Regions from separate parts of the Homo sapiens genome. Here region 2 is linked to region 1. The links are chromatin loops, found by intact Hi-C in ENCODE. Cell type or tissue: Caco-2. All regions are shown on one strand. Each heading gives the region's core, and the rest is flanking DNA. Links, peaks and the distances in the headings are about the cores only.

Region 1 (8,341 bases), core at 168-8,167:
ATGATTGCACGTGTCTGTATATGTCCCTTTTTTTCTATTGTGCTCAGAACATTATCTTTCACTCAAAAATTGTTATCCTAATTGTCAAAAACTATGTGGAGATCTAAGTGATAAAACCACTCAGGGTTGGGCAGGGACAGGATTTTTCTAACTCTTTTTCCTTTCATCACAACGGGTAGTATATTTTATATTAAAAGCAGAAGCTCACTATATGCTGGTGTTTAATGCATTGGTGAAAATCAGTAATTTTTCTATGTTAGATAATAAGTATGCAATTAACATATTTTTAATTTATAGCAGGTTTCTGGATGGCAGATCATTCAACCTTCTTTTTCTTGAGTTTTCTACTCTGCTGTCATCTTCCACTCATTTCTGCTTCATTTTGTGATTCGTTAACAGAAAAGGAAGTGGAATGGAATAAAATCCCCCAATACAGTACAATTATACATTAATGGCTGTAATGTGAAGAGCATCACACACGAAGAGAGCCATCTTCCAGAAATAAGTTTATACACTCTCTCCTCTAATTGCATCAGGACTTTACCAGATAATGTTCTTCCAGATCTGAAAAGGAAAATGCCTAAAAGAGCTTCCAAACTCATTTTTGAATAATACTAGGCTACAAAGAATTACACTGTGAATTCATTAAGGGTAACACCAAATCACTAAACAGCACTGTTTGTACAGAAATGTCGAAAAGCTGTGGAAATAATTTAGCGGCCATTTCTGTAGGAATTTCGCTTCTTTTACTCTTAGTGGTTTGTGGAATTGGGTGTGTTTGGCACTGGAAACACCGTGTTGCCACACGATTTACCTTACCGAGGTTTTTACAAAGGAGAAGCAGCAGGAGAAAAGTCTGTACTAAAACATTCTTGGGCCCCCGCATCATTGGCTTAAGGCATGAAATCTCAGTTGAAACCCAAGACCACAAATCTGCTGTCAGGGGAAATAACACACACGACAACTATGAAAATGTGGAAGCAGGTCCTCCCAAAGCTAAAGGAAAAACCGATAAGGAACTATATGAAAACACAGGGCAGTCTAATTTCGAGGAGCATATCTATGGAAATGAGACATCTTCTGACTATTATAACTTCCAGAAGCCTCGTCCTTCTGAAGTTCCTCAAGATGAAGATATATACATTCTTCCAGATTCATATTAGCTTTTCAAAATATTGACTTTTGTTATTGGATGATAAATATTCACTGTAATTTTTCAACAGCAAAGACAAGGAATCAAACTAAATGTTGATCAACTGTAGACTGGATAAAGAAAATGTGGTACACATACACCATAGAATATTATGCAGCCGTAAAAAAAGAACAAAACTAACATGGGAACAGAAAATCAAATACCACATATTCTCACTTAAAAGTGGGAGCTAAATAATAAGAACACATGGAGAGAAGGAGAGGAACAACAGACACTGGGGCCTACTTGAGGGAGGACAGTGGAAGGAGGGAGAGGTTCAGGGAAAAAAAAAATATCAGGTACTATGCTTAGTACACACATGATGAAATAATCTGTACACCAAACCCCCAAGTCACAAGTGTTCCTACATAACAAACCTGAACATGTACCCCTGAACATAAAATTATAATTAAAATATTAAAAATAATTCACTGTGATTTTTATTGTACTGATGCCATTCTTAATCAAGTTCTGATAAGTGGATGGTCTCTGCCTATCTCCACCTTTCTGAATCCTATGTGTATCGCTGTGGATTAATTCTAGATATCTTCTCCACCCTCCTTGCACCAGACTAAATCTGTATTATGTGATATTGATTCTTCCTTCTAAATATTACCCGTTATCTCTTTCCTTTATTTCTACCATTATCTTTATCTGGCTCAGAATTATTGTCATAGGCTCCTAACTGTTCCTCCTGCTTCTAGTTTCTACCCACTCAATCAATTACCGATGGTGTTGCCAGATTTATCTTCAGAAAATATTCCTAACAGCCACATTATTTCTTTCACTTAAAATGTTTTAATGCCCCCTCTTTGCAAAAGACATAATACCCATAATTTGAACTCCAAAATTTATGGTTTTCCACAATTGGTTCCAATTCACTTTTCCAGTGACTTCTCTTACTATCTCTCATTTCTTTGCCTTCAGCAGAATCATCTTAAAACCTGCCAAACTTATCCTTCCTTCACAGCTTTGCTTTTCTGCCTCTTCTCTCAAGCCTGCTTCAGATCATAAGTTCTTCCACACATCTCCTGAATCACTCCAAACCCGCATTTACCTTTTTATTTTCTGATATAAGCTTTGATGCCTCTTCAATTCTTAGGACATTTAAACATATGAATGTTGCCACAGCATTTTATTACCTAGCTTCATATGAAAATGTCTTAAATTCCCACCTAAATGAAAAGAAACTGCCCAAATGCCTAGAACATCACATAAGGCACTAAATGCCTCATGTTTTACTGACGGGAATTGAATTGTACATTTTGCTGAGTAGTTTTGAGAAAAAAATCTAATAAATTCATCTGTTATTCATCCATACAAGGAATATTTGTTGTGTCTTCTATCTACTTGCTATTGTGCTGTGCACCTGAGGGACATGGGTTGGTGGAGGGGTTACAAAATTAAAAAGAGAGACATGGATCCTGAACACATACAGTCTAGTAGGAAAGAAAACATAGTAAACAAATGAATACGATGCTGCTCATGAAGCTATGATAGCTCATCTCTAAATCCACTCTTTTATTTGCTCCTCTGAATTGCTTGACCTGGGCCTCTGCAAACATTTCTTTTGCCAGGTGGATCCATTCTATTCTCTACCAATAGGGGGCACTAAGGAAGACCGAAAGGCAGTAGGAGGCAACAGGGAATTGCTCCTGCCTATTCTTTCTGTTGCCCCCGCAGGAATTTATTGCCATGTGGTTTACTCCAGCATCACTGGTTGTTTGCAGCTTTCTAGTTTCTTCCATCATTCCCAGGACCAGCTTCTCTGCAACCTGTCAGAAGCACCAGCACCAGCCAGGTGGCACCCTCCCTTAGACTCTGACAGCCAGACTCTCCTTCAACCTCCTGAAGTGGTGCAGGAGACAAGTGGTACCCTCAGAGTTCTGCGTCCCAGCCTGGCAGGGCTCCTCCTCTGAGGTCTGGTAACTCTCAGCCAAGATTGTTACAGTTACTATCTCTGTGGTACCTGTGTCCCCTTTTTTGTTTTTCCATCCTGCCAATGCCTGTTTAGCCAATTATCTATATTAAATTCTCTCTGTTAAAACAAATTGATATGGTTTCTGTTTTCTAAGTGTACCCGGGATGATACATATCAAAATGGTAGTAGGTGCTTTATAAAAAATTCTTTCTGTTTTTGAAACCAATGGGGTTGGGTAGGAGAGACTGTTTTAATTTTAATAGGGTGGTCAAAGGAGGCCTCACTGGAGACCATTTAAGCTGAGACTTGAAGGCAGAAGGAAGCTATAATAAATGTGATGGGCAGAGAGTAAGAATGGGACCCACCCGTGAAAAGAATCTGGGGCCTAAGAGAATTTATGGTGCTCTAGGAAGCCATTGTGGCTGGAGTTTCCTGAGGAAGGGTTGGAGTGACACCTGCTGCGTTGGTGAAGGAGGGAATGGGAGACCATGAGCTTCTCATAAGTCTTAGTACGTGGCTTTGACTCTATTATAGGTGCAACGGGAATCAGTAAAGGGTTTTAAGCAGAGACGTGATGATGACACTAGCATTTTTAAAAGATTTACTGGGTTGAGAAGTGACTGGAAAGAGGCCAAAATGGAAGTGGGTAGGATAGCTAAGAAGCTTCTACATTTAAGTTAGACTAGAGTGGCTGCAGTGCAGATAAAGACATTGACAATGCTGCCTGTCCTTCAAGGAGACGGCACAGGACTTACTGATGGACTCAGTGTGTGTGCTTGATAGGGGAGGGGCAAGACTGGAGTGTGGGAAAGAGAAGAGTCTACAGGGATAATTGCAAAGTACTTTACAGAGATGAGGAAGACTTAAAGAAGAAACAGGCTTGGAGGCCACATCAGTTAGGAATGAGTTGGGCTGCTAATGACAGAAAACCACACTCCAGGGGCTTGGACACTGATAGTTCCATTTATTTCACCTAACAAGGAGGCTACAGTTAGGCATTTGATGGCTAACATCAGCTCAATGATACCATATAGAAAGACCCAGGCTCTTTCTCTATTTCCTCTCTGCCACCCTTAGTGTTTCAACTTTTATCTTCATCTCTATTGCCTCATGGCCACCATACAGCTGCTGAATCTTTAAGCCTTCTATTCATGCTTCAGCCATGAAGAAGAAATGAGGGGAAAGAGCAGAACCAGGAGATATCTACTTATCTCATTGCTCAGAATTGTGTCACACAGACACCATCTGGTGTAGGAGTGCATGGACAATTGAATTTTTACCTTTGGTAACCTCATAGAGTGGGCAGAAAAAGAAAAGTGGAGTTGAAAATAGAATGTGACTCAGTCAACCTCTAATTCTTGCGACAAGGGCAAAACTCAGTTTTGAACATATTTATTTTGACATTTCCTGAAATATGTCCTGAGACCCAAGTAGAAATATCCAGTTTGCCGTTGTATGTGCACATTTGGATTTTAGAGGAGAGGTCCTGGCTGGAGATGTAAATTTGACAGTCATGAGCATTTAGGTGGTATTTACAGGAATAAGAATGGATGCCATCTCCTGGGAAGACACCAGGGGGAGCACAGAGTCGGGAATCAAGAAAGGAGGAAAGGGAGGAATCTAGAAGTTTTCCAGAAATTGTAGTATTTTGAGGATAAATTAATGAGGAGACTCTGGTATAGGTGGCTGAGAAAGAGTGGCCAGTTAGGAGATCTCTATATGGCATCATTGAGCTGATATTAGCCATCAAAAGCCTAACTGCAGGTTCCTTGTTAGGTGAAATGAATGGACTATCAGTGTCTAAGCCCATGGAGTGTAGTTTTCTATCATTGACAGCTCAACTCATTCTTAATACAGCCTCCAAACCTGTTCCTTCTGTAAGTCTTCCTCATCTCTGTAAAGCACTTTGCAATTATCCCTGTATACTCTTCTCTTTCCCACACTCCCAGTCTTACCCCTTCCCTACCAAACACACACACTGAGTTCATCAGTAAGTCCTGTGCCATTTTCTTGAAGAATGGGCAGCATTGTCAATGTGTTTATCTGCGCTACAGCCACTCCAGTCTAATGTAAATGTAAAAGCTTAAATGTAAAAGAAGTAAAGTCCTATGATCTCTAAGAATGGTGGTTTGTGTTGTAAAATATGTGATGTATTGACATTTGTCCATTATAATTGATTATCCAAAGTGTCAAAAGATGAAATTTCAATAGATTAAGTTTAAAGATTGAGCTAGTTTTATCAGCAATTCATAAATCTGGCAGCATCCCATTTGAAGGTTTAAACAGGTACTCCATTGGGCTTGGCAGAAGAGTCCATTTTCATAAGGCAACTTAAGCAAGGACGATAAAACAGTATAATATAAAAAAGAGGATTGGTTAACATCAGGTTACTTTAGGTTACTTTTCTTGCAATTACTGAAGCACAGGGGACTTCCTTATCATTCAGGCTAAAACTGGTCTGTTTGGGGATTTGGCTATTATCTCTCTTCTGATGTCTCAGAAAGTCAGATAAACAAGTTTCAGTTTGGTGGGATGGAGCTTTGGCCTGAGTGACTCCATTTACATTTGGTCTGTTGGAATCTAGTGCAAAAGCTCACTAATCTAATCAATGGACTCGCATAAATTTCATTTAACAAGAGATGTAGTGAATATTTGACGTTTGTTTACTCTCTTTGACCAGAAAAGATAGTAAAAGAAGTATTTAGTCAATGGTTCTTTACCTAATTCTTACCTTGACTTCCTTTTAAAATTAATTGTAAGTTCTTTATCAATTGCTGAGGGGAATAAAGAAATACATCATTCAAGTTTCTCTTTTTACTATACATACCCTCCATTCTTCACCCCCTCTCCTATCCTGTCTTCTCTCCCTCCCTCTCTCATTTCTCCTCCTTCATCAATATGCTTCCTCCACCTCTTTCTTCTCTTTTTTCTAACTCTATCTTTCTCTTGCCTTCAAATTCCTATCTCTTATCTGCATTCTTTATTACAGCATTTCTTTGCCTTCTCAAAATCTCAAAAGTAAAGCTTGTGCACAGGAAATAAAGATGATAAAGTCTGTCTGCATCAGTTGAAAGCAGCAGTTTCTCGTTTGGGTTACACTATTTAAAAAAGGAACCACATGTAAACAATTTAAAAGGAAGGATGTTGGGGGTGGGGGAAAAGAGACAGTAGCATCGAATATACTGAGTATGACTTTGTTACAGACACACTTAGGTGTGTTCACATTCCATGACTTACAGCCAGTTCAAGACTGGCCAGCATCCAGCAACAATGAGCACCTGATGTCTTGACCTTGCTTTCAGCCTCCAACATGAAACATTTTACTGCAATTTGCTTTATACTTCACTTCTCACCCTATTATTGATCTCCACAACAATTGGATCCCTGATAAGCCCATTGAAAGCCTTGCTTTACAACCTCTCAGTTACTTCTTTGACCAGGGCCTGTGGGCAGATTGGGATACTGGGCTCCAAGGAGGAGAGCTAAAAGAAATCAAAAAGGGGAGGTGATGCCTGTATCCACATTGTTACAGGCTGGAGGTTTGTGTTCTCTGAAATTCATACGTTGAAGCCTTACTTCCCAACGTGATGGTATTTGGAGGTGGGGCTTTGAGAGGAATTAATAATTAGGTTTAGATGAGGTCATCAGGGTGCAGCCCTCATGATGGAATTAGTGCTCTTATAAGAGAACAGAGTTCTCTCTCTTTCTCTCTCTCTCTCCTTCTCTCTCTCTCTCTCTTCCTCCCTTCCTTCCACCACCCCCTGCCCCCACCTCCCAGCACCATGTGAGGACACAACATGAAAGCAGCCATCTGCAGGCCAGAAAGTGGGTTCTTACCAAGAAACAAATCAGCCAGCACCTTGACCTTGGACTTCTCAGACTCCAGAACTGTAATAAATAAATGTCTATGGTTTTAGGCACCCAATCTATGGTCTTTTGTTATAGCAGCCCAAGCAGACACATGTTAAACTGCTATTCTAAGCCGTAATAACTTTTTCTTTAAATTCAGAGAGTGACAAGTCTAATATTTAATTTTTAGTGCTTACCTTACATGATCACTTTCTGGTATTGTACTCTTGCTCCCTCTTTTTCCCCACTTAACATCCTTTGAAGCTTGCTTTTCTCTTGTACAACCTTCAGTGGAGTGGTTCTTCATGATCTTTCCTTGGTTCCCAGCTCCTTTTCCTATTCCTCTTTCCCTCGGTGATCAAGACATTTGTATTTGAACTCTTCTGCTCCAATATTTTTTTGAAGCATTTAACCATATAGCTCAGCATCTACTACTTATTTTTACCTGATGTCCTTCAGATATCTGAAATCCAACATGGGCCAAACTAATGGATTGGGGTCAAGATTGGAGTGTCACTCAGAAATAGAGATGGAACTGTGATGGAATAGAAGACTCAGAGATAAAGGGAGGATATCCATTGCATAGGTTACTTAATAATAATTTTAAAAATTTAACCATTCAAAATGTTCAAGTGTCATAAACATCAACCTCAAAATATCATGGTATCAGTATACCAAGTATGGTAGTCTCCCTTATTAATGGGGAAAATGTTCCTGCACCTCCAGTGGATGTGTATATACACTATATTTTTTCTATATGTTTGTATCTATGATAAAGTTTAATTTATAAACTAGGCATAGTAAGAAATTAACAACAATAATAAAATGGAACAATTACGCCAATACTCTGTTCAAAACTTCACGGATAGAAATTCATTTTTACCATCAACTTTAGCTAACTCGGGATACAACTTTTTTCTTCCTTAAGTCAAGAACTTTTACCTTTCACTGAAAGGAAGCACTTTACAGCTTCTCTTTGCCATATCTGAATTGCCAGCATCACTCTTCTTGTGCATTAGGTGATTTTAAAGTAAAATAAGGATGAATTGAACACCAACACTGTGAAATGTGACAGTCAATCTGATAACCAAGCCTGTCACTCAGTGACAAAGAGAAAGGAAGCATCTATGGCATGGAGATGCTGGACACAGGAATGATTCACATCCCAGGCAGGACAAAGTGAGATGAGGCAAGATTTCATCACACAACTTAGCACAGCACACAATTGAGAACTTATTGAATTGTTTATTTGAAAATTTCCATTTAATACATATGGATCATTGTTGACCACTGAAAACTGAAACTTAGGAACGTGAAACCACAGGCAAGAGGGGACTGCTGTCCTGAGTAGTGGCATCTTCAACATCAATACCTGACTC
Region 2 (8,341 bases), core at 157-8,156, 320 kb after region 1:
GGACACAGCACAGGGAGGGCAAGAAACATATTCAAGAGCAAACAAATGACAGGCACACCTTGAAAATAGTGGTCAAGAGACAAAAGTGCTTCTACTGGTACAAAAGTACTCTGTGTGCTCTCTCTCTCTCTCTCTCTCTGTGTGTGTGTGTGTGTGTGTGTGTGTGTGTTTTCTTAGAAGTTACTTTGTTTTGTTTTGTTTTGAGATATGATCATTACTATTTAATATGATCTTCTCAAGAAGCCCGGTAATATTGGACACTTCCTTCTAAAGCAGTGATAGAAGGATACTGGTATACTTCAAGAATGGATGGTAATATATGCATGAGATATATCTTTTAGTTCATGTATTGCTCTTAGGCATCAGTTGTAGCTTGCCTCACTGTGTCACCCAGGCTGGAGTATAGTGGCATGATTTCCACTCACTGCAACCCCCACCTCCGAGGTTCAAGCGATTCTCCTGCCTCAGCCTCCTCAGTAACTGGGACTACAGGCATGCATCACCATGCCCAGCTATTTTTTGTATGTTTAGTAGAGACGGGGTTTCGCCATGTTGGCCAGGCTGGTCTCGAACTCCTGACTTCAAGTGATCCACCCGCCTTGGCATCCCAAAGTGCTGGGATTACAGGCATGAGCCACCGTGCCCAGCCCCTTATTCACTCATTTTAATGGTGCACTTCTGAAATTTGCTCCCACCAAAACGGCACAACCATGGCCTTGTCAGCCTCCAAGGAATGTGGTGTGAACATGGATCATTCTAACCATACGGAGGCACAGTAAGACCAGGACTTAATTTGAGCCTCTGAACTGAGCATAGGGTTTAATGAACCACTTCTCCACTGTGATAAAGTATACTAGCAAAACTGCTATGGTTTGTATGCACAGCCTGCAGCTGAACCCATTACAGGATGCATTATTTGATAGGAGGTCTGAAAGACTGAAGAGCAATTACTCTCTACAACCAAGGGCAAATGGCAACTGTGGAGCTTGGCCTTTTCTCATTTCTTGGTTTCCTGAGGTCAGAGTTCTCTACAATGACAAAACCTCTTTGCTCTGGCTCATTTGAAAAGCAATGTCATTTTAAAGGTTAGATTTTGCGTGTGTGTGTATGTGTGTGTATGTGTGTGTGTGTCTGTGTGTGTAAGATAGAGAGAGGATTTTATAGTGATTTTTATGACAATCAATTAAAAAAATGCTTTGGAAACATTTATTGAGAGGGGTCACAAAGGTAAATGTCGTGTTGAAAGGAAACAGATAGTTCTGGCTCTTCCAAATCTGTTTTACCAGAACCCAAGGCCTAGGAAAGGGACAACAGTCCTCGATGAAGTCCATTACTGGGCCCTGAGAATAATCTTTCCTTACCTTCCTGCATATCATTTTCCTTTCCTCCTCTCTCCCCTCCCCTTTCCCCAAGATACAGAGCTGGCTGGGAGGCCAGCTTAACCATGTCCCACCCCCTTTCTCTCACTTTGCCCCAGGACAGTCAGAGCTAAACTCACAAAGGTGAAGCACTGATACAGGCCCCAGGACCAATCCCCAGACCCACCCTCCCTCCACTGCACCACAGGTTCCCACTGCCATTACCGAGCATGGTGCCCCCTGACCAGCCTTCACTCCTCAGCCCTTCTGAAAGCCCCCCAGCTCTTCACCCCAGAGACCCCAGCCCCATTCAAGTACCCATGGTCCTCTGCTTCAGTCTAGGCATTTTCCTGACATGGAGGCTCAAGCTCACTTATGAATATTTAAAGACTCATGATTTTTTTAATCCTTGAAGGCTACTGACTTTCTGAGCCCAACATCATCAACAAATAGTAAGGGAGTCATAAAGAAAATGCTTTGCTCACCTTTCATCTTTCTTTTGTGGCAAGTAAGAAAAAAGAAAAACAAACCTACTTCTCACAAAACCTGGATGTGACTGTGTGTTCAGGAAAAAAGAAAGAGATGGGGGCTGGTGGAGGCAGGAGGGCAGATGACAAAGGACACAGCCCAAGGTCATAAAAGGGGGTGGAAAGAGTTGTATAAGCCTTCACTCCCACCTCTCCACTTCCCAGAGGTCCAGTCCCTGCTCCTCATTCCTCCCGATGCCATTCCTGGTGCTTGTTGGAAAAGCAGGATCTCAGGCCCCACCCCAGACCTCCTGAATCAGATGATCTAGGGGTGGAGCACAGGAGTAGGTTTTAGCAAACTTTCCAGGTGATTCTAATGCCTGCTAAAGTTGAAAAGCAACACCATATGGTGCAGACACCAGTGTCTTGTGCACTGTTGTTTAATAAACAAACACTTGCTAATTTAAGTATATTTGCAAGGTCTTGGTGTGGCCCAGACTGCAAGCTCCCTGAGAGCAGAGACCATATCTTTCTTCATGCCTGACAATGCATTTGTTGAAGGGAAATAGAATCAGATAGTATTTTGCTTTTGTTTTTGTTTTCCACTTTAACCTTTTCTAATTAAAAGTTTCAAAACAGCAAGGAAAATCACAGTGAGTGTTGTTTAGAGAATGGTTTTGAGATAATATATCAATACCATGTGAATAATTAATAACATCAGTTTACCAGTAATATTAATACCTTCCAGTCATATAGTGGCTCTGTGGTTTTGAAAACTCTTCCATGAACATTTTTCATTTGATCCTCAAGAAATTTTGGCAGGAAAATGTATAGGTTTCTTTCTTTCCTCTCATAGAAGAGGAAGCAGAAGTTCAGAAAAGCTGAGAAAATAGTCTTGGTTTTCCTAATTAGGTACAAAAACTGGAACCCAGGACTTTGAGCTCCTACTCCATTGGAAAGGTTTGTATTCCAGTTCTGTTATATGTTATCGGATTGTTTCTAGTAACTTACCCTTGTAAGTCTTTATTTTGCAGTTTCTTCATCTGCAAAATGGGAAAACAATGGTTCCTATTTTAAAAGGTTGTTGTAAGAATTAAATGAAATGATAAAGGTAAAGCACTCAGCATAGGGCTGGCACAAAGATTTCTTTATTGTTATATGTCTGAATTTACATATTATTCATACAATCATTATATATTTATGATTATTGCACCACACTGACTCCCACTAGAGTGACCAATATTCCATACATGGTTTAGCAAGGCTGGGGTCTTCCTCGTTTCAGAAGGTGTTCCTTGCTAACTTAACAGGACATTTAGGCCTCCAGTCTGCCTTTCATGCCAGGAGTGTTTCTCACTGCTGCTCCCCAATGGATCTTTATGCACGCTGCAGGTTGGGTATCTTCTGTGGTCACAGTGCTTACCACCCTTTCTCATAGACAGGTTGCCTAGTCATTCCAAGCACATGCCTTCCTTAGCCATTGTATTGTTAAGTTGTTATGGTTAATTTATATTTATATTTATATATATATATATATATATATATATATATATATATATATACACACACACACACACATATACATATGGTAGAACCACAGCTTTTATCCAAATATAAAATAAACACATGTCAAAGATATTATTTAATTCTGGACTTAAAGAAGGGACCAGTAAGATGTTGCATAGGCTCAAGGGGATATTCAGTGAATGCACACATACAGGCAATCAGGAATGCAGAAATGAATTTACCAAGTTACAAAATGGGTTAACACCCATGGAGCAAGAATCAGATGCATGCCACCAAACACAATTTATTGGCATTTCTTTCTATTTGCAAGAACTTGTATTATTATTGGTTTTCCACCACCTACAGAGCTATAAAATAGCTCAAAGATGACAAAAGCAGAGATAACCTGGAAAGCTGTGCTGAACAGGGCCCCCAGTCATCTTTTCTGCCCACTTTGAAGTCTTTCGCAATCTTTCCTGACAGTGGGATCTCAAAAGAGTAGTTTAGTGTTGGAGGAAGAGAAGGTATCACTATATCCAGTTCCCTGCCTAGAAAAGAGGCTTCACAGTCCTGGTCTTCAAAAGGCCCGAGCGAGTTTTCTTCTTTGGTTCTCTTCTTCTCTTAATACCCTCTTCCCCTTTTCCTGAAGATTTCATCTCAAAGTTCTACAAAATCCACAAACTCAAAGTCCCACTCCTTCTCCTTGGAAATCCCAACTCTCCCATAGGACTCCCTTGGTCCTGTCTTAATATCTCACAAACCTCGGTGTTCAGGCTTTGGCTGAATGTCTGTGAAGCTTCTTTTCTCAGCCACCAGGAATACAAAGTGGGAAGAGAAGGTTCTGGTACCTAAGTGAGGGCAAGTAAGTACTGGGTTCTAAGTTTAGCTTCCCCTTCAACAAGCCTGATTGCCTTCCCACTAACCTAAGAAGGAAGCATATCTTGCCAAAGATCACTAATTCCCCCAGGACAATATAAATCTTGTCTAATTTGAGAGAAGGATATTTATTTCTAACAACATGACTTTGGCCTTGCCCTGTGAAAGCATAACCCAGTCATTCTTGAGCTGAGGAACGTCTTACCTTTTCCTAGGTCAGACTTTCATTCCTCTCCCTTTGTTGTCCAGAAGGGTGGTCCTTGCTTCATCTAGTTACTGTTGTTTTTCTTCCTTGCATAGAAGAAAAGAAATGTCCAGTTGTTTCTACCACACATGTGGTTTAAAAAATAGAATTTGACATTTTATAAAATTAGGAGATCAGAAGTTGTAAGACAGGCATGATGGAAATAGGTCTAAGTTTAGATTTAGACTAAGGGAGAATTGGATGTGGTGCAAGGTAGTTCCAGGACTAGGTGGATCAAGAACACTGCTTCTTGAGCTCTCGAAATATGTTCTCAGTACTGGCTCTCTGCAACAGACTTACCACAGAGAGGTGGATCAAACAGATCCTTCCAGAACATCCAGTTCTGCTTGCTTCCACATGCAGCTGAATTGACACTCCTAGATCTATGCATATTGAAGCATTTTTGGTTTTTCCAGGAGATATATTATTTTCTACTTTAAAAGATAATCAAGCATATGAATTTCTTACCAAGTTCCACATTCAACACAATGTAGGCACTTTCCCTCCTGTGCAAGCAGACAGCACATTGAAGACAAGCATTCACAGGAGCCTTGGGATATAGACCCACACTGGCCACAAAGTAGTTGAGCTATCTCAGGCACTCACATTTGGAGTTTCAGCTTTGTCATCTCCAAAATGAAGGTGCTGGACTGGGGTTCTTCAAAGCAGCTCTTCCACAATGTCAAAGTGCTAAGTAACTCCTAAGATATCCTCATCCTATCTGTCTGTGCTAGATCAGAAAGGAAAATGTGACTTCTCCAGCCTGGGGATGAATAGCCAGTCACACAGATGTCCTTTGCAGACTGTGATGGGGTGAACACTTGCCTTCCCTTACTGCAGACAGTGTCAGGGTATAAAAGGTTCTGTGGAAGAAGCTGCCAGCAACACACCCTAAAAGGGATGCATTGGGGCACTGGCATCACATAAGATGGTAATTTATTTTGTGCTTATATTCTGAGTCAGGCATTTTTGCCGTATTCAGTTTGTCATTCACTCATTCATTCAATCTCTAATTCTACATTACTGTTTGAGTACCTTCTATGTGCCATATATTTTGCTGAATTCTGGAGACTTAATGATGAACACACAGTTGAGGTCTCTGTCCTCATGGTACCTATAGTCAAGGGGGGATGTGAATAAGTGAAAAAGTTATAGTGAGTGATGTACAAGGCATATGTGGGCCTGCATGAGTGGCAACTAACCCAGAGGAAGATGGAAGAGACTAAGAGGGCCTGACACAGAAGCCATAAATGTGTTTTAGACAGATGGTACATGTGATGGCTACAGGTGATTTCTTGCAAAACTAATGAAGCTTAAGTTTAGTGGTGTACCCATAAACTGGCTCTTTGAAAAAAGGATGAAATTATTTAATAATCAGTGCTTTTGAGCCATACTGCCAGCTCCAGAACACAGCTAAACTTTGGGCCCCTTACTAAGACAAATCCCCTCTTAGTGTCTTAGTAATTCCCCTAGAGCAGGCTCTGAGACAGGAGTTTGCGCATAAGTAGTTTATGTGGGAAGTGAAAGAAATACCCATAGCAAGAGGGTAAGTGGGCTGTGAAAGGCAAGACAGCCAATAAAAGGTCTGTGTTCAAGCCACCTACCATTATGGGTTACCAGAGCTTAATCTTTCTTTAAAATTCTGAGAATCAGTATGGTAACAACCTGAGGAGAAAGGGAGCTGGGGTATCTATACTCCAACTTCTGTCAGTCATTGGCTCAGGTCTGCTCCTGAGTGTGTTATTTTCCTTTCATATTTTACCTTCCCTGACAGGGGGAGTGACCTTCCGTTGCTTTCACGAAAGCTGTAAAGCAAAGAGATGCAGATACTGACAGTTGGAAGTCAGCCAACAAGCACAGAAGTGGTAAGGCCTGGGGGATATAGACAGTATCTGGTACAGATTATCCCATACTTAATTATGTATTTGTAATTTGCGTTTTACTTAAATTGGGCCCTCAAATTTTTATGAATTTTAGACCTCACAAAACCTGAAACCACCTATAGTGACAGGCCTAACTTGCTGAAAATACAGAGTGTATGGGAAAATCAAAGAAATTTAAAAGCCCGTATCAGAATTGGAAGGAAGACGGAGGGTAGCAAGAGATGAAACTAGAAGCTAGAAAGTTGAAGCTAGAAGCTAGAAAGGTAAGCCAAGGCCCTATGAAGGGTGCTATGTTAAACTGGGCTTTTCTAGATTTGGCTGACATTTGTTGGTGTCTGCAGAACTCAGCTGGGTTCCTTGGGGCATCTCATTTCTGGGACAAACTGACAGAGCAACCCCTTTCTGGGATGGGCTCTTCCCAAGATGAAGAATAAGAACCCAAGAGGGCTGATGGAAGCTCACCATGCCTCTGATGTCTGTTAATCACAGCAGCACAGGTCAAATCTCCTTATATTCCATTGGCCAGATCCAAAGTTAGTAGGGCAAGGTACACCTGCAGGGAAGGACATAATGACTAAGTAAGAACTGTAATACAGCCTACTACTGGATTTTCACCAAAATGTTAATAGTGGAGATAGCGAGATTTCTGATCATTTTTCCTTTAGCTTTTCACTATTGTTAGAATTTGTAATAAGAATGTAGCAATTGTACCAAAAAATATGAACCTATTCTTCTAAATAATAAAAGATTATATCAAATATTGAAGAGCATTTTTAAGGATATCTTTTTAAATTTTTCCTTTTTTAATGTGTTATTTATAAATGAATTAATATACATATAAAAGGCCTACCCCCTAAACTTCCTAAAACTACCTATTAGCATTTATAGCATGTGTAACTAATCAGACTTTATTATGTTCCTGTTTCTGGTTTCTTAGTATTACTCTCATTAAATTTTTTTATTTTGTATATGTCTTTGTAAATCACCTGGAAGTACTTTGTGATGTTAGCTAGGAAATAAAGAAATAGATTATTTAGAAACTAGAAAGAAAAGTAGTTGGAGGGAATCATCCTAATAATACGCAGCCCTGATAGCATATACAAATCACCTGGAGATTTCTTTTTAATACCTCTGATGGAGACTCTAGAGGTTCTAATTTAATGTTTCTGAATTGGGCTAATTTTTAAAAGCTCTCTGAAGGTTGAGAAAAATTGAATAAATAAATGATTAAATTAAGTGAAAAAAATAACAAAAGGGCCAATTATATGTGAAGAGCAAAAGCAGGTTGGGAAGTTTCTTTACAAACTTGAAGTAGGCTGTGATACTAAAAAGCCAAAGCTCCCAAATATTAAAAAGAATAAGGGAAATGGATGCAGTAGAGCAATATTAGCTTCCAGAATTAGAAAGGGCCTGCTATTAAGATCTGTTCGAGCTTCGCTGGGTGAGGAAGAGTGAGTCATATTCTCTCTGATACCTCATATTCCCACATACATCCCAAATCAGACCCTAATCGACAATTGTTTTTGTGGGTCACTGAGGTGCATTTTGTGGACTGTTTTTCAGAACATTGTGATTAAGCAAAAGTCTGTCATTCTCCATGAGAAGAGGCTGAACTCATAGGCGATTACTTACACACCCAGAACAGGAGAGAAGGAATACTAGAAATATTGTAGAAATGTGGTTTGTTCACTTGTTTATAGCTCTTCAGACTTAAATTATTTTATTCTGTGCAGAGTTCAGTTGTTTATGTGTGAAACATCATAAAATATCAAAAGCTCTTTTATCTTGATGTCTCATCCCAGCTTTTTTGAGACTCCTCTTTAATATTTGATAAGAACCAAAATAGGGATAAATTATGCTTTCCTCCTCTTTCTTTTTTACGTTTATACATAAATGTTGAGAGAAAGCTTGAGGTATTTGTTTTGTTTTGTTTTGTTTTAGCTAAATGGCAAGTAAATAACAGGCTTTTTAGTAACTATGATCTGGCACTGGTAAGGTCTGAGTTAA

What was found. Hi-C counts contacts between places; a loop is a spot of excess contacts. Peaks named below come from ENCODE experiments on the same cell type or tissue, not always from the same donor. Only the 100,000 strongest peaks of a DNase experiment are listed, where the experiment ranks them.
Region 2: a loop joins it to region 1, with 5 times the contacts of the local background. A loop is called at or near these places in 19 of 110 quality-filtered maps.

What each region holds. Positions count from the first base shown.
Region 1 is chr5:58,493,848-58,502,188 of GRCh38, forward strand. It overlaps GAPT (GRB2 binding adaptor protein, transmembrane), which reads left to right. Exons shown (of 3, transcript NM_001304431.2): 3 at 400-3,243. The coding sequence starts at 690. The coding sequence ends at 1,163. Among named protein-coding and RNA genes, the nearest start is that of GAPT, 6.6 kb to the left of the region's middle. In Caco-2, for the core only: CTCF peaks have their summits at 2,820 (motif pointing right) and 4,689; a DNase peak (open chromatin) is centred at 4,681.
Region 2 is chr5:58,810,248-58,818,588 of GRCh38, forward strand. All of the region lies in intron 3 of RAB3C (RAB3C, member RAS oncogene family), which reads left to right. Among named protein-coding and RNA genes, the nearest start is that of PDE4D-AS1, 230 kb to the right of the region's middle. In Caco-2, for the core only: a CTCF peak has its summit at 3,195; a DNase peak (open chromatin) is centred at 3,194.